2 separate regions of the Homo sapiens genome follow, and region 2 is linked to region 1. The links are chromatin loops, found by intact Hi-C in ENCODE. Cell type or tissue: Caco-2. All regions are shown on one strand. Links, peaks and the distances in the headings refer to the core of each region. The heading gives the core; the rest is flanking DNA.

Region 1 (12,364 bases), core at 5,468-7,967:
CTGAGGCAGGAGAATGGCGTGAACCTGGGAGGTGGAGCTTGCACTGAGCCGAGATCGCGCCACTGCACTCCGGCCTGGGCAAAAGAGCGAGACTCCGTCTCAAAAAAAGAAAAAAAAAAAAAAAAAGAAAACAAGACAATGAGAATCAAAAAACGAAACGGTCCTTGGTACAGGAGACAAAGATAATGAAAGTAGGAGTAGGTCTTCCTAAGAAATGTTGTTACGTGTGTGCTTGGGACCAGGTGTCAGGCTTTGTTCAATAAATTTTCAGTGAGGTATTGTTATGGGATTTATGATGAAAGGAATGGTGAGGAAGCTAACTTAGGTACTCTGGGAAAATTAGTGTTTAGATTCACTAGCCTAATGATAGTTTTATACCTTGTAAAATAAGTCTGGTGCCATTATCAAAGACATATTTGCATGCTTTTTTTGAACTTTTATTTTAAGTTCAGGGGTACGTGTTCAGGATGTCCAGGTTTGTTACACAGGTAAACCTGTGTCATGCGGGTTTGTTGTACTGATTGTTTCATCACCCAGGTATTAAGCCCAGTACCCATTAGTTATTTTTCTTGATCCTCTCCCTCCTCCCACCCTCCACCCACTGATAGGCCCCAGTGTGTGTTGTTGCCCCGTATGTGTTCTCATCATTTAGCTCCCACTTATAAGTGAGAACATACAGTATTTGGTTTTCTGTTCCTGTGTTAGTTTGCTAAGGATAACAGCCACTATCTCCATCCATATTCCTGCAAAGCATGTGATCTAATTCTTTTTTATGGCTGCATAGTATTCCATGGTGTACATGCACCACATCCTCTTTATCCAGTCCATCACTGATGGGCATTTGGGTTGATTTCATGTCCTTGCTATTGTGAATAGTGCTGCAATGAACATACACAAGCATGCATCTTTATAATATAAGAATTTATATTCCTTTGGGTATATGCCCACTAATGGGATTGCTAGGTTGAATGGCACTTCTGACTTTAGGTCTTTTGGGGAATCACCAGACTGTCTTTCACAATGGCTGATCTAATCTATACTCCCACCAACCGTGTATAAGCGTTCATTCCTCTCCACAACCTTGCCAGCATCTGTCATTTTTTTGACTTTTTAATAATAGCCATTCTAACTGGTGTGAGATGGTGTCTCCTTGTGGTTTTGATTTGCATTTCTCTAATGATCTGTGATGTTGAGCATTTTTCATATTTGTTGGCTGCATGTTTGCCTCCTCTTGAGAAGTGTCTGTTCATGTCCTTTGCCCACTTTTTATTGGGGTTGTTTGTTTCATTCGTGTAAATTTGTTTAAGTTCCTTATAGATGCTGGATATTAGACCTTTGTCAGATGCATGGTTTGTAAAAATCTCTCATTTTGTAGGTTGTCTGTTTACTCTGTTGATAGTTTCTTTTGGCATTTTAAATTTTTTAACTTAGAAATCAAGTGTGTACAACACTGAAGAGAAAATTCAAACTCCTCTAGCATGCAAATCTTTCTGTACGATTTTCCTGTAAGACAGGCCTGCAGAGACATGGAAGAATCAGAACAAAGTCAATGGATTGATTTCAACTTCATGTTGAAATTATAGGCAGCTGTAATCTCTGCCCTGCCCATCTTGTATTGATGGAAATAAAGAACGTGGCAGCCTTGTCTCCTACTGGGCTCTCAGTCAGGAAATGGAAGGAAAGGCAGAGTCAGATTAGCTGAGCTGTGGGTGGTGATGGATCTGAAGCAAAGCCATTCCGTGAGGCTGAATGATGGACATGTCATGCCGATGCTGGGATTTGGCACTTATGCTCCTGATCATGTAAGTGGACCCCAGGAGGCTGAAGGGTCTTATATTTTTTTGCACTAAGAGGATGATAAGCTGTTGACTCTGAGAGTTTGGAGGTTAATTTTTTGGATAATTCTTTTTATTATTATTATTGTGACCTAACATATATCAAATGGTTTCATGTATTGTATTTTCCATGCATTATCTTATTTAATTCTTCAACAACCGTCCTTGGTAAGTACTCACTACTTCTTACATTAAAAAAAAAAAAAAAAAAACCCATGCTCAGGCTGCTCTCATCTTCCACCTGCTCAGAGCCGCTCCACTCCTGGTTAGAAATGTGAAGGGCCAAGGGCCTAGGGGGAAGTGGAAACCAACATGAATACTTGCTGGCAGCTTTGCTGTGAGGTTGTTGGGGCTGGAAGTATTTGCCAGGGAGTTTCGACCATCCAAACCTTTTGTCACGTAAGAAGCCACTGTGATTCAGAACATTAGGTAATTCGATGGGAAGACTTAGGGGGCACAACATCACAGTAAGGACTGAAATACAGCCATCCACTCAGTTCATGGCAGAGAACTTGAAGTGTCACACTCTGGTCACGGTAACGTAAGGGCAGCTTTGGGGTTGCTTTGGAGGGATTGCCCCCAAAATGAGAGACCAATGGATGGGCTCAATCTTGGTAGAACTCTGTCATGAGATATCACGAGATAACAGCTGCCAGAAAGGGTCAGTAGGTTTTCAATGACATAATTATCCATTTCATCCATTAGGCATAATGTGTGTCTTACATATGTTATATGTAATGTTTATTACTCTTAGAAAAGACAGAAAAAAGTGCCATAGAGAATAGAACAAAATTCCCCATAACCCCCTCATTTACCATAATAAATTGTAATACGTGCACGTGCTTAATATTCAGACATTTCAAATGCACTAAGTGAAAAAGAAGCTTCCTTAATACTCTAATTGGTGTTTTTACCTTAAGTCACTGCAGGAACGAGAAGCTTTTTTCCTGCGTGTGTGTTGTGCTGTCTTTTGTCCTGCTGTTCTAGGAAGCTTGCTAGGGCAGAATCTCAGATGTAGTCATTAGACTATCCACTGTTTGAAATTTGAGGCAGAGCGTGTACATATTATCATCCTAACGTTGCAACGCCAGCTTGGTGAGGTGACGTCTGTGTCCTGGGTAAAACCAGGCCAACTATTGACTGCAACCCTTACTAATAACATAAACAGTTGATTAACACCTATTTTGCATGTTATATGTATGGTATACTGTATTCTTATAATACAGCAAGCTAGAGAAAAGTAAGCTAGAGAAAAGAAACTCAAGAAAATCATAAGGAAGAGACAATATATTTGCTACTCATTAAGTGGAAGTAGATCATTACAAAGGTCTTCATCCTTGTCTTCTTCACACTGTGTAGGCTGAGGAGAAGGAGGAAGATGAAGGGTTGGGGTTGCTGTCTCTGGGGTGGCAGAGGCAGAAGAGGTGAAGGAGGGGGAAGGGAGGCAGGAGAAGTAGGCACACTTTGTAATTTTGATTGAAAAAAATTCATGTATAAGTGGGACTGTGCAGTTTAAACCTGTGTTATTCAAGGGTCAGCTGTAATATGTATGTAGTGTGTGTGTGTGTGTGTGTGTGTGTGTGTCGATTGACCTGTCCTTCCTATTGAGTGCCTTAGAAAAATTCTCCCAGTATCAGAAGTTTTCCCGTTGGTTATTCTTGTACAATTGATTCATATGGAATGAGATGTGATTTTTCCATGCTCCAGGGTGAAGCCAATTCCACTAATTTATTTGGGAGTAGAAGCTTACAGGAGGTTAGTTGCTGTCCTCGGAGTGTGCAAGTCTATCATGGAAACCCAAATGATCAAAAGGGGAGCAGGAGGCCAGCAGACTATGAAGATGCTATTGGATAGCAGAGACATGGGCTCAACCTAAATGCCCGTCCGTGGTAGACCAGATAAAGAAAATGTGGTACATAAACACCGTGGAATACTGTGAAGCCACAAAAAAGAACTAGATCACGTCCTTTGCAGCAACATGGATGAAATTTGAGGCCATTATCCTAATCAAACTAACACAGAAACAGAAAACCAAATACTGCACGTTCTCACTTACATGTGGGAGCTGAACAACACACAGGGATACTGGGAGGGGAACGACAGACATCGGGACCTTTTGAGGTTGGAGGATGGTGGAGGGAGGGGATCAGAAAAAATATTTATTGGGTACTATGCTTATTACCCAGGTGACAATCTGTACACCAAACCCCTGTGACACAGTTTACACATATAACAAACCTGCACATGTGTCCCTGAACCCAAAGTAAAAGATTAAAAAAAAAAAGGAAAATGCCATTGTGGAAATACATGGATTTTCTCTGAGTCAGGCAGATCGTTGACTCCTCTTACTCCTGTTTTATAGACCCCCAAGAGCAAGGCTGGTGAAGCCACCGAAGTGGCTATTGATGCAGGCTTCCGTCACATTGATGCGGCGTTCTTCTACCAAAACGAGGAGGAGGTCGGAAAGGCCATTCGAGAGAAGATTGCTGATGGCCCTGTGAAGAGAGAGGACATTTTCTACACCACTGAGGTGAAATTTCTGTGTGTGCAGTGGCCAGAGGCCACCGTCAGTTCAGATGTATTATTTAGAAAAACAATGTGGTCTCAGAACAATGTATTTACCTAATATTGTGAAGGCACATTATCAAAACATAGGAACAATGTATTTCTTACCTAATATTGTGAAGGCACGTTATGAAAACATAGAAAAGGCTTTTCTCTGAGATGTGTGAAAGGTGGGACACTGTTCTTCAATGTCTCTGAGCGGCAGGTATTATTCATATATGAGATGAGATCGATAATACTTAAGTAACTGTTATACGATTACCCAAGGCATTCTGGGGCCACTCCGTTGATTGTTCAGTAATTGTTCTCAGGACGTATCAAGTGAGGTTGGGATGTTATTCAGAAAAGGGAGCCAGACTGGGAAATACTTTTTTATTTTTCAACTCAGCATTGAGTTTCCTGAATGTTATAACATTTTCCTAGGGTGGAAAACCTTTCTTCCAATGTAAATAAAGCCTTGGTTACTGGCGATACAGCCTATGCCTGTTTACACTGACGACAACTTGTTTTTAGAATGCATCTCTCAGCAGAATTGTTTTGAGGAATTCATTATACAGGACAGTAGATTCCATTCCCCGTGTCCTGACATTTCTCGACTGCTCTCAGAGGACGATGCCATTAACCCTTGATGCATTAAAGTTGATTTTCCTGCTCCATCTAAGTTTTATTCACAGTTTTCTTACATTGCAGTCATTCAAGTAAATCTCAGCATCTCATCAAGGATGTAATTTACCCTGAATAATACAAATGTAGCCCCAGTTCTTCTAGTTTGAGACCACAGTGTTTTGTTACTCATGTGTCAATTTCTGTTATGTTTAATTTTGGTCCCCAAGTGTGTGAAATCATAAGCTACTTTTTATTTCTTTTGTTCACTGCAGCTTTGGACAACTTTCTTTAGACCAGAATTAGTTCGCCCAGCCCTGGAAGGGTCACTGAAGAAACTTCAACTGGACTATGTCGATCTCTTCATTATCCACAATCCATTGGCTATGAAGGTCAGCTTTTGTTTTTTCCTTCTTATGCCCCAAACAGTTTCATCACTGTTACTAGCACCTCCATTGTCTCATTCCAGCTTGATTTCCTGGGTTCTTTCCGAGAGGGGTAGGTTTGAGTGAATTGCATAGAATTGCTAAATCATTCACGAGTCTCCTTCACAGCCGAATGACATTGCAATTTTCTGTCTGTGCTCATCCCCCAGCCTTAAGCGAGATGCAGGTTCGATGATCTCACTTCCTCTATGCTAGAAACATGAGGGCATTGCCCTGCATTTCTTAGTGCTTGTGTTCCTGAGTGTAGGTTCTGAGCTATTAGGTTACTACAGACTACAGAGATACAACGTGAAATCTCCACCTCTTTATGGTGAGGGTCTCTCCCGTATGTACCCTCAGCCCACAGGAGAGAGAGGTACATGGGATGGCACATGTGGCACAACTGGACTCCTTTGGGCTTCAGTGATCCAACCTCTCATCACAGTGGACATTGGCTGAGCACATCTGATGTCCTCATTATCCAAGTTGGGTGAGCATAAACGGGGGCTAAACACACTGATCAATAGTTATGGTAAGCGCTGTCTTCCACACCAGCCTGTCCTTCAGAAATGAAATAAATTTCAACTGTAGGGACGGCATTCTTAGTGAAGTGTGGGGGTGTATGGAGGAAGGAGCCTGCAGGTAACTGGAGAAAAAGTGTTTTGCTACAGTCTCTCAGACTGTTCTCATCTTTCTTTTTTCCCATGTCTTCTCTTACCAACCCTCACCCCAAACACGCACATGCACATCCACACATATCCATATCCACACACATACACTCATGCACACACACATATGCACACAGGCACACACACATGCACACACATACACACGTCTGCACATGCAGACACACAAGCACATACATCCACACACATGCACGCATGCATGTTCAGATTAATAATCACAGCCTTCTGAAAGTGGTGTGGCTAAGCTCCTTAGGCGCCAGAAAGGGAATTCTCATAGAAAACCTTCTTCTTTATCCTCTGTTTTCCAGCCTGGGGAGGAATTGCTGCCTAAGGATGCCAGTGGAAACATTATTTTTGATACTGTGGATCTTCGTGACACATGGGAGGTATGTTCTGCTGCAGACACCAGGTGGCACTGTGTGGTGAGGTTGGAATCACAGAAGGAGGGGTCAAAAGAGATGGGGTTTTGCTCCAGCAGTTGTTTGACCTCAGACGTGGAACTTCTCTGCGCCTCCGTGTTCTCATCGTTGAAGTGAGGGAGTGGAATGAGATAACCCCTACGGTCCATTTTTAATTTTAACTTCTATGGCTCTACATAGACATGGAAGCAGCTTTACCCCTGAGATCAGGTTGAGGACATGAGCCCTAAAGAGGAGTCAGCATAGAGAAGCACAAAAGGAGTCAGCGCTTTATCCCGGGACAGAAACACATCACAGAGGAGGAATAGCTGCGGCCTGACTCAGCAGGAGGGTGGAAGGTGCAGGACAGTGAACCCGCCCTTGCAACACCTATACCATTCATTTATTTTTATCGTTGTAGAAAGAGGTAGCAACAAACCCTTTACTAGAGGAAAAGCTGAGAGTTTCTTTTGCCCTTGACTATGGTGTAGTTTGTTAACTATTGCATCCTAACAGCAAAATAGGTACCATAGAAGAGAGTGGGATAGGTAAGAGGAAATGGAAAAGCAGCTTTATGTTTATTTGGTGTCCCCAGTGTGCATGTAATAGAATTAAGGAGACAAATATGTACGCAGAACAAGAAAAGGCATTCAAAATTAATTTATTCAAGGGATAAAACGGTTTGATTCATTATAATCGTAGTATATCATAAATCAGATTTTCGGTTTATAAAAAGTCAGTGACAAACGAAATGGACAAACTACAGTAAAGGTCTACCACCCATTTCCTCCCTCCCCAGGCCCTGGAGAAGTGCAAAGAAGCAGGTTTAACCAAGTCCATCGGGGTGTCCAATTTCAATCACAAACTGCTGGAACTCATCCTCAACAAGCCAGGGCTCAAGTACAAGCCCACCTGCAACCAGGTGAGCCGTTAGCCCACCGGGGCCTTCTCTGACTTTCTGCTCTTTACACACTTCCTGCTTAATCATGCTTCCAAGTTTCTGGCTTTATATCACCTGTGTAGATGACAGCTACTTTCATAGAAATAGAAAATACTAGAGAAAAACAGTTTGAGTGGAGTAGAAGAGCCTGACTTCAGTTCTTTGGGGATGGGTGTGAAGTTCCTATGAGACAGCCAAGCGGAGGCAGAGTTGGGAGGTGGTCGCTTTGGTCTGGAGCTCAGGGGGTGGAGGTGGAGACACAGTGTTTGAAATTATTGCTGTATAGATGGTAACAACTCACAGACAAGGATTAGCTCTCCTAGGGAAAGTTCATGGAATGAAAAGGAACAGGCAGGAAAGTTCACAGGAGAGGGTGAGGCAGAGAGGCACTGGCAAGGAGATTGAACAGGAGCTGCCAGACAGGTGGAGACAGCCAGGAGACTGTGGTGTCGGGAGCCAAAGAAAGAGCATTGAAGTGGCTTGAGTCAGACATAGGTAGGTCCTACTGTGAGCAAACACTCCAATAGGGAAAGATAAAAGTGGCTGGATTTAGTGGCATGGAGGTTATGGGAAGCCATGCAGGGCCTGATCCAGAGTGGTAAGCACTAAAGCCAGATCAGAGGAAAGGAGTGAGAAAGAGGAGGTGTATAAATCGTAATCAAAACATATGATTTTAAAAGAAACATCCAATATAGCCAAATATCAAACATGATTTATGACATTGTTAAGTTTAAAGCTTTGTGTAGACCATTTTGATAATTATACAAAAAGCAGTTCAAAAATGTATACTCTGTCTTAGTTTTATATTTCTAGGGATATTTGTAGACAAGACGTGTTAAAAACTCCCATCTATATTATATAGTAATATAATATATATTAACATATATATATAATTTCTAAAACCAAATGATTAGAATTTTGAATATCCACAAATGAGGAATTAATTAAAGTTCTGATGGCTTCATAGAGATCTTTGAGAGGATATTATGAAGACTAATAGCAAAAAGGGAAAGCTTATGTTATAATATTATATCAAAAGTATATCAGAGAATTATATACTATTCTGTTTTTCAGGATGCTTTTAAGCCACAAGAAACAGAAAACTCAATTCAAACGGGCTTAAAGTTGATTCATTTATAGAAAGTTTGGGTCTTTGTTGCTCTAGAAGCTGTAAGATACTCTCTTGAAATGAATATATTTTGTCTGTGCTCCATGTTTGATCGCTTCAGAATGGCTCCTCATGGCAATTGGGCTATAGGTCTCCTCATTCATGTTCAGCACAGCAGAGAGGGTTTTCTGGAGCTGTTTCTAAAGAGAGAAGAATAATGGTCACAGAAGTTTTCTAGCAATTTTTTTCTCATGTTTCATTGGCTTGAACAACATATTGTGCCTTTCATAAACCAATTAATGTAAGAGAAAGGAAGTTTGTGACACAAAAGTGTGAACTGGCTTCTTCTGGGGCACAGAAACTGAATATGGAGGAAGGGAGAAATAACTGAACAAAATCAGGATTCTTATAAAATATGCTAATCTATACTATTCAGTACATATACTAATTTTAAATTATTTAACATCTTAAGAATAATAAAAATGACTAAAATTAAGCACACAAAATGATTAGAGGTTGCTACGTGGTTCTGGTAAAATTCTAGGTGACCTTGTTGTATTTTTTCCTATATCTGACATGAAAATATTTCTTTTATAACTTTTAAAAGTTTTTATTTTTGTAAATTTTTAAAAAAAGATATAGAGAATATGAGGAGTTCAAAAAGTTCATGGAAAAATGGAATTAAAAGATGTTTATAAATATATGAACTATTTTTCAAAATAAGCTTTACCAAATTCAGTATAGTTTTTAAAGCATAAGTATATGCTTATGAGTATATGAACTAAGTATGTGAACTAATAGCAAATAGTAGCCATTTAGTTCATCTCTAAATAACTGAGAGTCCTGGTAATTTAATCATGTCAATGTATTCTTTTTATTTTTTACATTATTAACTGTAAGAAAAAGAGTCTCTGTTAAAGATTCTTAAAGATTCAGACACAAAAAGAACTCAGAAGGAGCCAAACCAGGACTGTAAGGTGGATGACTAATGATTTTTCTATCAAAATTCTTGCAAAATTGCCCCTGCTTGATGAAAAAAACGAGTAGGAGCATTGGTATGGTGAAAAATAATCTCTGGTGAAGCTTTTTGTGGGTGTTTTCATACTAAAACTTTGGCTAATTTTCTCAAAACAGTTGCTATTCTTCTTTAGCCCTCCAGAGAGTCAATAAGCAAAATGCCCTGAGCATCCCAGAAAACTTGCTATGACCTTTTCTCTTGATTAATCTCCTTTTGCTTTGCCTGGATCATTTCCACATCTTGGTAGCGATTGCTTTGATTTTGCTTTGTCTTCAGGATTGTACTGGCAAAGCCATGTTTCACCTCATTTTACAATTCTTTGAAGATGCTTCAGGATCTTGATCTCCCTTACCTAAAATTTCCTTGGAAAGCTTTGCTCCTGTCTGTAGCTGATCTGGCCACAACAGTTTCGTCACCCATGAATTGGAAAGTTCACTCAACTTAAATTTTTCAGTTACTATAGTGTAAACTGAACCAGTTGAGATATCTATGGTGTTGGTTATCATTTCTGCTGTTAATCATTGGTCTTCTTTAATGAGGGCACTAGTAAGATACATTTTTGTTTTCCTGCAAATTGATGTGAATGGTATGCTGTTGCGGGCTTCATCTTCAACATCATCTCGTTCCTTCTTCAAATGAATTATTCATTTGTGAACTTCTGATTTCTTTGGGGGATTTTGCCCATATATTTTGTGTAAAGAGTCAATAATTTCACCATTCTTCCACCCATGCTTCACAATAAATTTGATTTTTGTTCTTACTTCAATTTAGCTGAATTCATGTTTTTCTGATAGGGGAGTTGTTTTATCTTTCTCAATGCCTCAAACTAGATCCTGTTCAGACACATCATAACAAATTAGTACAAGTTTATTTTGGAGCATTTTTTTTTGAAATCCATGTATGGTTTTTTCATAATGCACATTTTCAATCAATTTTTTGAATATCCCCTCATGTTATAATCATTTTCTTTTTATGTACCCATCATCACACTTAAGCAATAATTATCTCACAACCAAACATGTTACGTAGATAATTCTACCTCTGTATTATTTTGAAGCAGACATGATATCATTGTATCTGAAAATGTTTTGTAAAATATTTTAAAAATCTCTAAATCTTTAAATAAACATTGCCAGAATACTTTTATACCACTTGAAATTGTAGCAATAATTTCTTGTTGTTAGTAAATATCATGAGTGCTAAAATATAATTTTATCATATTTTTAAAGTTGATTCATTTAAATTGATGTGGAAATAAGGCCCATACATTGCAATTGGATGATATGTCTCATAAATCACTCTTTTTTTTTTTTTGAGACTGAGTCTCGCTCTGTCACCCAGGCTGGACTGCAGTGGCACGATCTTGGCTCACTGCAACCTCCACCTCCTGGGTTCAAGCTATTCTCCTGTCTCAGCCTCCTGAGTAGCTGGGACTATAGGCATGCACCACCATGCCTGGCTAATTTTTGTATTTTTAGTAGAGACGGTCAGTCTGGTCTCAAACTCCTGACCTCATGATCTGCCCGCCTCAGCCTCCCAGTGTTTTGGGATTACAGGCGTGAGCCACTGATCCCGGCCAAATCACTCTTTCAATAAATAAGTTTGTTCTCTTCTTTTTTTTTTTTTACTTCTCTCCTCCTCTTCCTCTTCTGCCTCCTCTGTCTTCTCTTTCTTCTCTTCTTCCTTCTTCTCCTCCTGCTCTTCTACCTTCTCTTCCTTCTCTTCTTCCATAGTCCTCATTCTCATTCTGCCTCTTTCTTTCCTTCAATTTACTAATGAAAACTTAAGCCTTTTATTCCTGTAAAGTTTTCCTCCGTATAGGATATACTGGTTGATCCAGTGATACAATTTAACATGTTCCTTTTGTACTTTCTGTAAATTGAAAGTTAGAGCTAAAGATTTGATCACAATTGGTTAACATCATTTGAACTCATGAATTTTAACAAATATGTCCTTTTCCCAACCATTGTAGTTACTATGCCTTTTGTTGCTCAACTTGCCATCATTTTGACCAGCAGGAGCCTTTTCAATTGAGCTTCTTGGTCCTTTGACTTGCCTCATTTTCTTTATGTTCTTTGCCATTTAGAATGTAAGCTGTTCTAGGCTGAACTTGTAGCTTCCCCAGTCAGAACTAGAATTAGCCATTTTTCTAAGAAATCTTGGTTTGTCTGAGTAGAAATGTCATTTAGAGACTATAATTTGGGCACGAGAGATGTTAATCATTTTAAAACACTAATAAAAAAAGAATAAGTAAGTTATCATGTTAGTATGACCACTGATGGAATTTGAAAGCATTTCAGAAGGTGCATGGGGAAAATGACCAATATGAAATACATAGTACATATATTAATATAGTACTAGATATTCCTTCAAAGCATTTTAAAATTTACATGTGGTTATTTGCTCATGTATTCTGACACCTTTTGGTCTTGAAAAATTACAGGTGGAATGTCACCCTTACCTCAACTAGAGCAAACTCCTGGAGTTCTGCAAGTCCAAGGACATTGTTCTAGTTGCCTACAGGGCCCTGGCATCTCACAGAGACCCAAACTGGTAATAAGAGTATCGAAGAGTTAATCTATATCAGCAACTCTATTGATTAAGAAACTTTTAGCATTTCATTCTAGATCAAGTCAAACATAGAACAGTGAACACAACGGTGCAGTGAATTCCCATGTGACACCACTGAGCTTCAATGTCACCAACATTCCTTCCCTCCTGTTTCATTTGTATATCTGCCTTCTCCCAACCCCACTCCAAATACAATTTCAAAGTGATTTGAAGGT
Region 2 (12,364 bases), core at 6,486-8,985, 140 kb after region 1:
CATGACTCTTACTCCAGTGTCATCTTTGTCCACCTGAAGTCCACCTCTGGAGAGCCCAACATCCCTTGACTTTGGTTTATTTATAAACGTGACGTTCCAGTTGCTCAACTACTGCAGGATCTCAGGACTAAGGAGAGAGAAGGCTAAATAGAGAGGAGTTTAGAGGAAAGTTTAGAAGCAGGGGAAATACAATTTTGGTTGCCAGAGTAAAGACTCAGTCTCCAAAAAAGATCTGAAGAATCCTCCTTTATGTAAAACCACACCAAGATTCTGAGAGGAAACATTTTCAATGAGAAAAATGTGGGAAGTAACTTTTCTGTACCCAGAGGCTAAGTATAAGTCTGTGATCTGCCTTATGAGACTGTGAATGCATTGTCTTACTCATGTCTGTGGCCCTGTGTCAATATGACTCCTGGCACATTTAACTGCTTAGAAGGTACTCTTTAATGTCACCCAATTAAAAAGAACAAATTGTAAAAAAGAAAAATGAACATAAAAAGGAAAACAAACAGTAATTTTAATTACTAACAAGTATCTTTATGATTATATTTAAATAAGTCATAATTGTGTTTTTCAGGTGTGGGTATTAGAAATGCATCTCATCCCCTCCATAGATTAAACCATGTGTGCCGAGGTACAAGTAGGGACGTGGTGGTAAATTCGGGAATTTTAGCCCATCCCAAGTGCTTCTTCAGAAAAACTCTTTGACAGAATGGAAAAAAGTTACTAAATTAATATTTTTTCTCTTTCAGTGCTGCTAATCACCCTTATTTTCCATTTTCTGAAGAATATTGACCATGAGCTATTGAACATTACCACCACAATTTCCTCCTTTTAGGTGACAGAGAGAGGATTTCAGTATTTGATAGAGGAGTAGGAAGTAGGATCTGTAGTTGCAGGTTGCTTGCCTTTCTTTATTTTATGAAATGAAGACTTTAACAAGAAGATGTTTGTTTTTCCTGATTATTAAAGTAATACCCATAAATTTTAGAAAAATAAAAAATACAAAAAAAGACCTGTAATTCTTTCCTTACAGAATACTTATCATTTGATGCATTTTCCTTCATGATTTTTCTAAACAACATGTCTGATATGGTTTGGATCTGTGTCCCCACACAAATATCATGTCAATGATAATCTCCAGTATTGGAGGAGGGATCTGGTGGGAGGTTATTGGATCATAGGGGCGGTCTTTACCCTTGCTGTTCTGGTGATAGTGAGTTCTCATGAAATCTGGTTGTTTAAAAATGTGTAGCATCTCCCCTTCACTCTCTTCCTGCTGCTCTGGCCACATGAAGACGCGTCTGCTCCCCCTTGCCTTCCACCATGACTGTAAGTTTCCTGACGCTTACCCAGCCATGCATCCTACACAGCCTGCAGAACTGTGAGCCAATTAAACTTTTATAAAAGTTACCCAGTCTTAGGTATTCCTTTATAGCAGTGTGACAACGGACTAACCCAATGTTCACTTATTTACATATGTGTTTTTATAAACTTGAAATAATCAATGTTCAGATTCTATACTTTTTAAATAACTACCATATTTTTCCAAGCAAGCAACTATTATTCAAAAATTACAGAATTATATTTTACTTGTTGTAAAGCAGTGTATCTTTCAATGTATTTTGTTTCTTAATCATCTACCCACATTTCGGCATTTTTATTATTTTTGTATATTGTTCCATTCATTCATTTATTAAGCAAAACTTTATTGAGTATCCATTGTATGCCACACGTTGTTTTAGCAGTAAATTAAATAGGCAAAAATTAAACAAAATAAAAATTTTAAAATCCCTGAGTTTGTAGTCTAGTGGAGAATGTCAACTATGAATGCAAGAAACATATAAGTACGTAGTTGTTAGAAATTGCTAAGTGCTTGTAGGGAGATCCTTCTGCAAGATCTCTAACATTGCTGCATATTTGATAAGGCCACTGATTGCCCTCCATTCCAAACTTTTTTTTCAAGAAATTTGTACATTGAACAGCTTTGTCATATAAAGGTGGTAGCTCCCTCCAAGAAAATGAAGACATGTTTACTGTCCAGTAATACAAAGAAAAGAAAATATCTCCCCGCATTAAAATCACAGCTTTAGGGGCTAAGAGAAAATTTTCCCTTTGCACTCTGAAGGGCCAATGAAAATCACCTGATGAAAGGCAGACTCATTATGAAAAGGCATACAATTTAATTAATGTTGGGACTCATAAAACAATACCCTCAAATGAAGGCCCCAGAAGCAAAAGGTTTTCTCTGACCCTCTCCTAATCTGCTGTCTCTCAGTCCCATTCTTCTCCAAGGCTAGCCACAGAAACTAGAATCCCTCTTCCCCACAGCATTTCCACGGAGAAAAATGTTAATGTCTGAAGTAGTCCACAGATGAGGTTTTCTAGAGTCCTTGAAGTATTTTTAAATTGCAATGGCAATCTGACAATTTTTCTGAGTTGTAGTTTGATCCTGGTGTTCCAGTAAATTTTCTGAGCAGTTTATACATCAACAGTCACAAAGCTACTTATACAAGTTGCTGTGATGATTTACTCTGAGCCACATAGATCAGTTTGCTTAAAAAATTGTGTCCATTTTTGGCGGTAACAGCAAATATGGGCTAGAGCTCTATGTATGATTCAAGCAAACAGTGGCATTCCCAAATGGGAACTGGAAAGACAAAAATTATGTTTCAAAAAACTATAGCACACCTGTTGTTAGTTGTTCTTGAGTTTTTATTATTTTCTGTAATTTGCACTAAATCCCAAATTCTTTGTGGGCTGCAAGTCCCCAAACTAGTGCTTTCAAATTTTTACATTTAAAACTGGAAATTGCACTCTTTATCCTAGAATTCATTATTTACCTGATAGTATGCTGTTTGTTTAAATGCTATACTAAAATTATAGATGACAATAATAATGCCTTTGTCATGCAAACCTTAGAATCCCAGCCCAGCCTGCATGAGTACAGACCTCAACTTGAGGTCAACTCTATTCCTACTATGACTCCTGTCAGCAGGAAGAAGCCAGAGTGGTCATTGGCCTTTTCCCATTTTTATAGCCCACACCTTAAGAATAAGGTGTTATAAAACTCAAAGGGGCTGGGTGCAGTGGCTCATGCCTTTAATCCCAGCACTTTGGGAGGCCGAGGTGGGCAGATCACCTGAGGTCAGGAGTTTAAGACCAGCCTGGCCAACATGGTGAAATCCCATCTCTACTGAAAATACAAAAATTAGCCAGGCATGGTGGTGTGTGCCTGTAATCCCAGCTACTTAGGAGGCTGAGGTAGGAGAATCACTTGAACCCAGGAGGCAGAGGTTGCAGTAAGCTGAGATTGTGCCACTGTATGCCAGCCTGGGTGACAGAACAAGACTGTGTCTCAAAAAAAAAAAAAAAAACCCAAAGGGAAGAATTGAAACCACTAGTACAAAATTATAATTAGAAAATTATTGCAGTGAAAGAGAAGGAAACAAACTGACTCCATCCTGCTTCTAACCTCCAAGCTCTTCTTGTTCACTCATGGGCATAGGCTGAACTAACTTTTGGGGGAACTTAGTTTGTAGTTTGAAACAAAGATGATAACAGCCCTTTCCCAAAACAAACCCTTTCCTGCCTGGGGACTAGACTGCTTTAGTAGGACTAATATATTAGCCACAAGATTAGAAATTATGGTTTACGAGTCATGCGGCTGGAGGCTATAAGATTCTGAACTTCCATAAATTGCTCCTGGATAACATCACTTTTGTAAAGCCTAAGATCAGTGCTTGAGATATTTTGCAGACCCTGAACCTGATAGATCAGCTGGTGCCACCCAGATTAATAAACTGGCTCATTCGGTCTTGTGCCCCCCACCCATGAACTGACTCAGTGCAAGAGGACAGCTTCAACTCCCTATGATTTAATCTCCAACCCAACCAATCAACACTCCTGACTCACTGGTCCCCTACCCACCAAGTTATTCTTAAAAATTCCAACCCCTGAGTCTTCAGGGAGACTGATTTGAGTAGTAATAAAACTCTGTTCTTCTATATACCTGGAACAGTGTGAATTAATCTCTTTCTCTATTGCAATTCCCCTGTCTTGATAGATCAGCTCATTCTAGGCAGTGGCAAGGAGAACCCACCGGGCAGTTACAATGTTGTCTTGATTAGGTCTTATTTCTTGGGAAACTGAGTCTCCTTTCTATGAGAAGTAGAGGTTTTTTTTTTAATCTTTGCATTATTATGTGGCTAAATGAATGACTTATTTTACAGTGATCTGTGACTTTATTTTGTGGTATAAAATGTCTTAAGGCTTTGCTATTTGACAAACGTTCCAAAAATCAAAAGTTCAAGTTACACATTTAGTCTTTTTTACCTCATTAACTTTCACAAATATTAGGGCTCCTAAAGTCCAAAACTTACATATTTGAGATGTTAAAATTATACAGGAAGCATTGTCAAATATGAAATAGTGTTTAACTTTCTTTGAGTGTGATTTATATAGGGTGTTATTAATATGTGTTCTTCAATTATATGAGATTTCTATAATTCTGATATATCTTAGTATATATTCTTAATTATTATAATTTTTATGTTAAATTGGTGTATGGCATAAAATATTCCTTTGTCAATTGTGTCTTTGATCATGGCTATCCTAAGAATTTTGTCATCCAAAGACAATTGTTGTCTTAATTTGATCCTTCTCAAAAAGCAACTTATAATCACCTCTTGTCCAAGACTTGCTTCTTTAAATACACTTGCAGAAAGGAGTCCAACGGGTACATTTAAATGCATTTTTGTAGTAACCATGGAAATTGTGCCATTGGACTAAAGAAAACATCCTGGAATCCCCTCAGTGAAGAGCTAATATGTTCATAAAATTATTAGCTCCAATATCAAACAACATGAGTTCATTGCATGGGACCAAACTAATAGAAGACTAAAACAATTTTATGACATTTTGTTTAAATTACTGCTGATTCTTTCTGTTTTGTTTTTCAAAGTCCAGAAGACTTTATTCTTTTGAGCTGTTTTTATAGCTTTCAGTGACTGAGTAAAATATTCTTTTTTGAGAAAAATTTGAAACAAAATTTGAAAAATATTTTTTCTCTTCGCCTAATTCTTCCAGAATTTGAAACGTATTTGTGAGTATTCTTAATTTATGGCAACATAGTTATTCACATAAGTTTAATAAGAATGTGTTTGTTTTTGGAATAAGACACTAATAATTTATCAAAGCTTTAACTGGAATGACATATTTGCAGAAATGAACAGATTACTTTGAGAAATGGAGGTTAACTTTATAAAGCCAATAAAAGTGCCTTGGAAAGACTGTCCTTTTACCTTGCCTATTCCATCTACAGGGTTTCTTACCTGTGAAAAATAAAGAATGCCATTTTATGACAGGTCCAGTAACTTCAAGTTATTTTGAGACCACAAAAAAGAGAAAATAAACCAATTTATGCAATTCATCTGAAGGCACAGATACATTTTTGGCTGAGATAGAAAGGTCTTTAAAAGTCTAATCTGAGAGTCTTTTAAATAGCTTCAGCAAAGCCAATTTATAAAGAGCCTATTGAACAATAATTATTCTTGTTGCAATGTATGCAAATAATCAGGCCAAGAATAATAAGACTATGACATATTTTGCAAATAAATTGTTTCTATCATTATTTGTCTTTGATAAAATCTAGGGACTGGAGAGAAAAAGTATGTTTCAAAAGAAACTATAGTACACCTGTTATTAGAGTCTACACTTGTCCATTGCTTCTCAGTTTTTATTACTTACTACAATTTATCTGGTCTGAATCCTAAATTATTTTCTGGCTACAAGTCAACAAAATTATGTTTTCATTTTTTTCTACTACTTTCCTTACTTGGAATCACCAAACATTTAAATATATATAACAGCTATATATATATTTGTGCTTACTGACTGTAGAGTTTTTAGTAGTAAAGACAGAATCTGTCTTCCAGGATTCCTTTCCTTTTCTTGTTGTAATCTGACCTTGGCATCTTTTTTTCTATTTTTTCTTTCTTTCTGTCCCTGCTTTCTTCCACAGGACGCAAGACTTCACAGCCTCCTAGAAATTAGACTTCCTGGTATGACATAGGAATGAGCCTTACTAAGAAAGGAAAGAAAGAAAAATATATTCTCTGGACCCCATACTCACTATGTCAGAAGGAAAGTTAAGCTTGGTAATGGAGTCATCCAAAAGCTGCCTTCCTTTTATTTCCAAACAGATATCTGTAATTTTGCATGCTTACTATATCCTATATAAAATGTAGATTTATTGAGCGCAAGACAAATGCACAATTTTTTCCCTACTGCTTTGTTTTCACGTGTAAGATAGTAGATTCAGTGAGCACTAATAAGAGGCTCACAAGAATGTAATCACTTGCCTCATTCTGTACCTGACCTGCATTTTTTTATCCTCAAATATTTGTTCTTTACCCTTTAGATATTGCAGTTCCCAAAATCCTCTTTGAAAAAAGTTCAGGTCAAAGATCTTACTGTGACTTGCATTTTTCTTTCTTGGGTGTGTCCTCAACCTTGCCAAAACAAACCTCTAATAGATTGATATCTGCCTGGGTTACTTTTTGGTTTACAATAAGATCAATTATTTATTTGAGGCACATGAGTGTTATTGCTGACTCAAGGATGCCCTGCATCTCTCCTCCCCACTTCTTATTTTTACTTTCCTCCTTCCCTGCTTCTCCCCTCCTCCTCTCTATCTCCTATGTTCCTCCTCCTCTCTATCTCCTATACTACTGAGCATTCTCCTGGCCTCCTGAGATCAGTTTCTCATTCAGCCAGATTGTATACAATCTTCAGGCAGAAGCCCCCACGTAGCAGCCACCTAGTCCCTTGAGTCTTGTGAAGCCAGAGGCCTCACACCTGGCTACTGGAGGAAATGCTGAGTAGAAAAATACAAAAAAAGGAGGGGAGTTTCAAACCTGATATCTCTGTGGCACAAGAGTAGTTGAGATTTGGCAGCTTCGCTGAGCCAGGCAGAAGCCTAATGCATGGGTGGAGGCCCCACCCAGAGTCTCTACTTGAGCAATGATAAGCAGAAATGTGGGATCAGAAGTCACCATGGTGTTTCTACCTAGTGGAGATGTGGGAGCAGGACCACAGCCGTCCAGATCCCAGAATCACAGACCCTTTGGCAGCTTGAAACTTCTGCCTGGAAAAGTCTCACAGGCATAGAACTCCAACCTGTAAGAGTAGCCATGTGGGCTGTGCCCAGCAAAGCCATGGAGACAGGGCTGCCCAAATGCTTGAGAGCTGGCCCTTTGCATCAATGTGCCCAGGATGCAGGACACAAAGTCACCAGAAATTATCTTGGAACTATAAGGTTGAACGTCTGCCTTGCTGGGATTCTGGCTTCCACAGGTCCTGTTTCTCCTGACTTTACCCACACCATTTTTTTTTTTGGTTAATTTTTTACCTTCTGGAAAAGGAATGTTTACTCACAACTGATAACGATGTTGTACTTCAAAAGCAAATAACTTGTTTTTGACTTCACAGGCTCATAACCAGCAGGAACTTGCCTTGAGTCTGAGATGAACTTTTGTACTTTGGAATTTTAAGTTGGTGCTGGGCCAGGGGAAGAATGCTGTAATTGCGATATTTGACCCTCTAAACCATATGCTGAGTTCTCAATGTAGGAAGTGGGGCCTAGTGGGATTGTTATGGTCATTGGGACAGATCCATCATGAGTGGCTTGGTGCTCTGCCTGCAGTAGTGAGTGAATTCTTGCATTATTTCTTTTCTTGATGGCTGCTTGTTAAAAAGAGCCTGGCACCTTACTCGCCTTCTATTGCTTTCCTATCTCACCATCTGACGTCAGCGCATGCTAACTCCACGTCTCCTTTTGCCATGAATGGAAGCAGCCTGGGGCCCTCACCAGAGGCCTACCAGATACCAGTGCCATGCTTCTTGTACAGTATGCAGAACCATGAGCCAAAGAGACTTCTTTATAAATTACTCACCTTCGGGTATGCCTTTATAGCAACACAAATGTACTAAGACAGTATCTAATTTCTCTACACACCTAGAACCAGTACATCCTGAGTGAGTGATCTTAATACCCGATAATCACAGACATACCATTAGTGACAAAGCTTTCCATTTGAGAAGATAACCCTTCTAGACATTGGCTTAGGCAATGATTTCATGACCAAGAACCCAAAAGCAAATGCAATAAAAGCAAAGATAAGTAGCTGGGACCTAATTAAACTAAAGAGCTTTTGCATGGCAAAAGGAACAGTCAGCAGAGTAAACAGACAACCCATAGAGTGGGTTATTTTGAATAGTTTTCCATAACTATTCAAAAGTATCATATATAGAGTCACTAATTTCCTGGCCTTTCACAAATTGTGGAGTATGGTAATGTGGATAGTTTATGCATCTGCAAAAACAGTTCATATTGTAAACTATTAGCACTTTCTATATTACGAGACATAAGCTTCTCTCTCGGGATATCTAGAAGCTCTTAGGTCATGGATACATTGCTTGATCTGTTATTTCAAATACCTGAGCTAATTTTTTTAACTTTACCAATCAACATTAGTTACAACCAAGCAACATTATTTTATTGAATAATTTTTTTTCTTCTTTTATTATTATACTTTAAGTTTTAGGGTACATGTGCACATTGTGCAGGTTAGTTACATACGTATACATGTGCCATGCTGGTGCTGCACCCACTAACTCGTCATCTAGCATTCGGTATATCTCCCAATGCTATCCCTCCCCCCTCCCCCCACCCCACAACAGTCCCCCAGAGTGTGATGTTCCCCTTCCTGTGTCCATGTGACCTCATTGTTCAATTCCCACCTATGAGTGAGAATATGCGGTGTTTGGTTTTTTGTTCTTGCAATAGTTTACTGAGAATGATGATTTCCAATTTCATCCATGTCCCTACAAAGGACATGAACTTATCATTTTTTATGGCTGCATAGTATTCCATGGTGTATATGTGCCACATTTTCTTAATCCAGTCTATCATTGTTGGACATTTGGGTTGGTTCCAAGTCTTTGCTATTGTGAATAGTGCCGCAATAAACATATGTGCACATGTGTCTTTATAGCAGCATGATTTATAATCCTTTGGGTATATACCCAGTAATGGGATGGCTGGGTCAAATGGTATTTCTAGTTCTAGATCCCTGAGGAATCGCCACACTGACTTCCACAATGGTTGAACTAGTTGACAGTCCCACCAATAGTGTAAAAGTGTTCCTATTTCTCCACATCCTCTCCAGCACCTGTTGTTTCCTGACTTTTTAATGATTGCCATTCTAACTGGTGTGAGATGGTGTCTCACTGTGGTTTTGATTTGCATTTCTCTGATGGCCAGTGATGATGAGCATTTTTTCATGTGTTTTTTGGCTGCATAAATGTCTTCTTTTGAGAAATGTCTGTTCATGTCCTTTGCCCACTTTTTGATGGGGTTGTTTGTTTTTTTTCTTGTAAATTTGTTTGAGTTCATTGTAGATTCTGGATATTAGCCCTTTATCAGATGAGTAGGTTGCGAAAATTTTCTCCCATTTTGTAGGTTGCCTGTTCACTCTGATGGTAGTTTCTTTTGCTGTGCAGAAGCTCTTTAGTTGAATTAGATCCCATTTGTCAATTTTGTCTTTTGTTGCCATTGCTTTTGGTGTTTTAGACATGAAGTCCTTGCCCATGCCTATGTCCTGAATGGTATTGCCTAGGTTTTCTTCTAGGGTTTTTATGGTTTTAGGTCTAACGTTTAAGTCTTTAATCCATCTTGAATTGATATATGCAAATCAATAAATGTAATCCAGTATATAAACAGAGCCAAAGACAAAAACCACATGATTATCTCAATAGATGCAGAAAAGGCCTTTGACAAAATTCAACAACCCTTCATGCTAAAAACTCTCAATAAATTAGGTATTGATGGGACATATTTCAAAATAATAAGAGCTATCTATGACAAACCCACAGCCAATATCATACTGAATGGGCAAAAACTGGAAGCATTCCCTTTGAAAACTGGCACAAGACAGGGATGCCCTCTCTCACCACTCCTATTCAACATAGTGTTGGAAGTTCTGGCCAGGGCAATTAGGCAGGAGAAAGAAATAAAGCGTAGTCAATTAAGAAAAGAGGAAGTCAAATTGTCCCTGTTTGCAGACGACATGATTGTATATCTAGAAAACCCCATTGTCTCAGCCCAAAATCTCCTTAAGCTGATAAGCAACTTCAGCAAAGTCTCAGGATACAAAATCAATGTACAAATATCACAAGCATTCTTATACACCAATAACAGACAGAGAGCCAAATCATGAGTGAATTCCCATTCACAATTGCTTCAAAGAGAATAAAATACCTAGGAATCCAACTTACAAGGGATGTGAAGGACCTTTTCAAGGAGAACTACAAACCACTGCTCAAGGAAATAAAAGAGGATACAAAGAAATGGAAGAACATTCCATGCTCATGGGTAGGAAGAATCAATATCGTGAAAATGGCCATACTGCCCAAGGTAATTTACAGATTCAATGCCATCCCCATCAAGCTACCAATGCCTTTCTTCACAGATTTGGAAAAAACTACTTTAAAGTTCATATGGAACCAAAAAAGAGCCCGCATCGCCAAGTCAATCCTAAGCCAAAAGAAGAAAGCTGGAGGCATCACGCTACCTGACTTCAAACTATACTACAAGGCTACAGTAACCAAAACAGCATGGTACTGGTACCAAAACAGAGATATAGATCAATGGAACAGAACAGAGCCCTCAGAAGTAACACCGCATATCTACAACTATCTGATCTTTGACAAACCTGAGAAAAACAAGCAATGGGGAAAGGATTCCCTATTTAATAAATGGTGCCGGGAAAACTGGCTAGCCATATGTAGAAAGCTGAAACTGAATAATTTTCCATAACTATTCAAAAGTATCATATATAGAGTTACCAATTTCCTGGCCTTTTGCAAATTGTGGAATATGGTAATGTGGATAGTTTATGCATCTCTAAGAACAGTTCATATTGTCAACTATTAGCACTTTCTGTATTATTGGAAATAGAGTCTTTAGTATTCTCAAGTTTGGTTAGATTAGAGTGGTCATTCCATAAACTCCAAAATGAATTCAGAAAACTCAGTATAAATTCTGTTCCCCTAGAACCACTTCCACTGCCAAAATCAATATGGTTAAAATTCTCCAAAGAAACAGAAATCTAAAATATATATAGATATAAATATATAGATATTATATATAATATATATCTAAATATATTTAATAATATATCTAGTATATGTTAGATCCATATGTTTACACATGTATTATATATACATGTATATGTGTGTCATCTCATATATAAATGTATAAAATCATTTTTATGATTTTATGTATGAACAGGAATACATTTGAGGGATTGCCTCATTTCAATTATGTTTTCTGAAAAGCGCTACCAAGCACCTTTCAAAAGCTGTAGAACCATGAAAGCCAGTGCCATGGCCAATTCCAACTGTGAAGGCCTGAAATCAGGGGAGTCATCAAAGTATCCTCCAGTCTAAGGCTGAAAGCCTGAGAAGCTGAGGGCCACTGGTGAAAGTCCTAGAGTGCAAAGATCAGAAGGCCTGGAGTTCTGATGTTTCTGACGTCCAGGGGTAGAAGGCACTCGTGAACAAGTTCAAAGATCAGAAGGCTTGGAGTTCTGATGTCCACGGGTAGAAGATGGGTGACCCAGCTTCAGGAGAGAGAGAGCAAGCTGACTTTTCCTCTGCTTGTTTATCAGAAACGTCAGCTAATAGAAGGGTTGTTTCCCATATTGAATTAGGGCAATTTTTTTAAGTTGGTCCCTTGATTCAAATGTCAATATCATGCAGAGTCATCCTCACAGGTACACCCAGAAATGATGCCCTACCATGTATTGGCATACTGCTTAATCCAATCCAGTTGGCACCTAAAATTAACGGTTACACTTGATATATTCCTTATAAATTAACCCATTTATGAACACAGTACACCTCATTTTGTTATGACTCACTTTTTTGTCCTTCAAAGATACTGTATTTTTTTAAAAAAGGAATTGAACATTTGTAGCAACCCTGCATTGAACAAGCCTGTTAGTACCATTTTTCCAATAGCACATGTTCACTCTGTGTTTTTTCCCCACATTTCAGTAATTTTTGCAATATTTCAAACTTCCACTGTATTATTATATCTGTTATGGTAATGTCTGATCTGTAATCTTGATGTTACTGTTATACTTGTTTTGGGATACCCTAAACTGTGCCCATATAAGATAGTGAATGCAATAGATAATTGTGTGTCTTCTGACCGCTTCAGTGACAGGTGGTTCCCCTATCTCTTTCCCTCTGTTCAGGCCTTCCTATACCCTAAGACATAACGATGTTAAAACTAGGT

What was found. Hi-C counts contacts between places; a loop is a spot of excess contacts. Peaks named below come from ENCODE experiments on the same cell type or tissue, not always from the same donor. Only the 100,000 strongest peaks of a DNase experiment are listed, where the experiment ranks them.
Region 2: a loop joins it to region 1, with 6 times the contacts of the local background. A loop is called at or near these places in 2 of 110 quality-filtered maps.

What each region holds. Positions count from the first base shown.
Region 1 is chr10:5,277,846-5,290,209 of GRCh38, reverse strand. It overlaps the pseudogene AKR1C7P. Among named protein-coding and RNA genes, the nearest start is that of LINC02561, 13 kb to the right of the region's middle. RefSeq lists an enhancer at 5,450-5,744. In Caco-2, for the core only: CTCF peaks have their summits at 6,326 and 6,532 (motif pointing right); DNase peaks (open chromatin) are centred at 6,549 and 6,818.
Region 2 is chr10:5,142,571-5,154,934 of GRCh38, reverse strand. It overlaps AKR1C8 (aldo-keto reductase family 1 member C8), which reads left to right. Exons shown (of 9, transcript NM_001395972.1): 9 at 753-1,015. The coding sequence ends at 795. Among named protein-coding and RNA genes, the nearest start is that of AKR1C8, 36 kb to the left of the region's middle. In Caco-2, for the core only: no CTCF peak of the experiment used is centred there; DNase peaks (open chromatin) are centred at 7,054 and 7,564.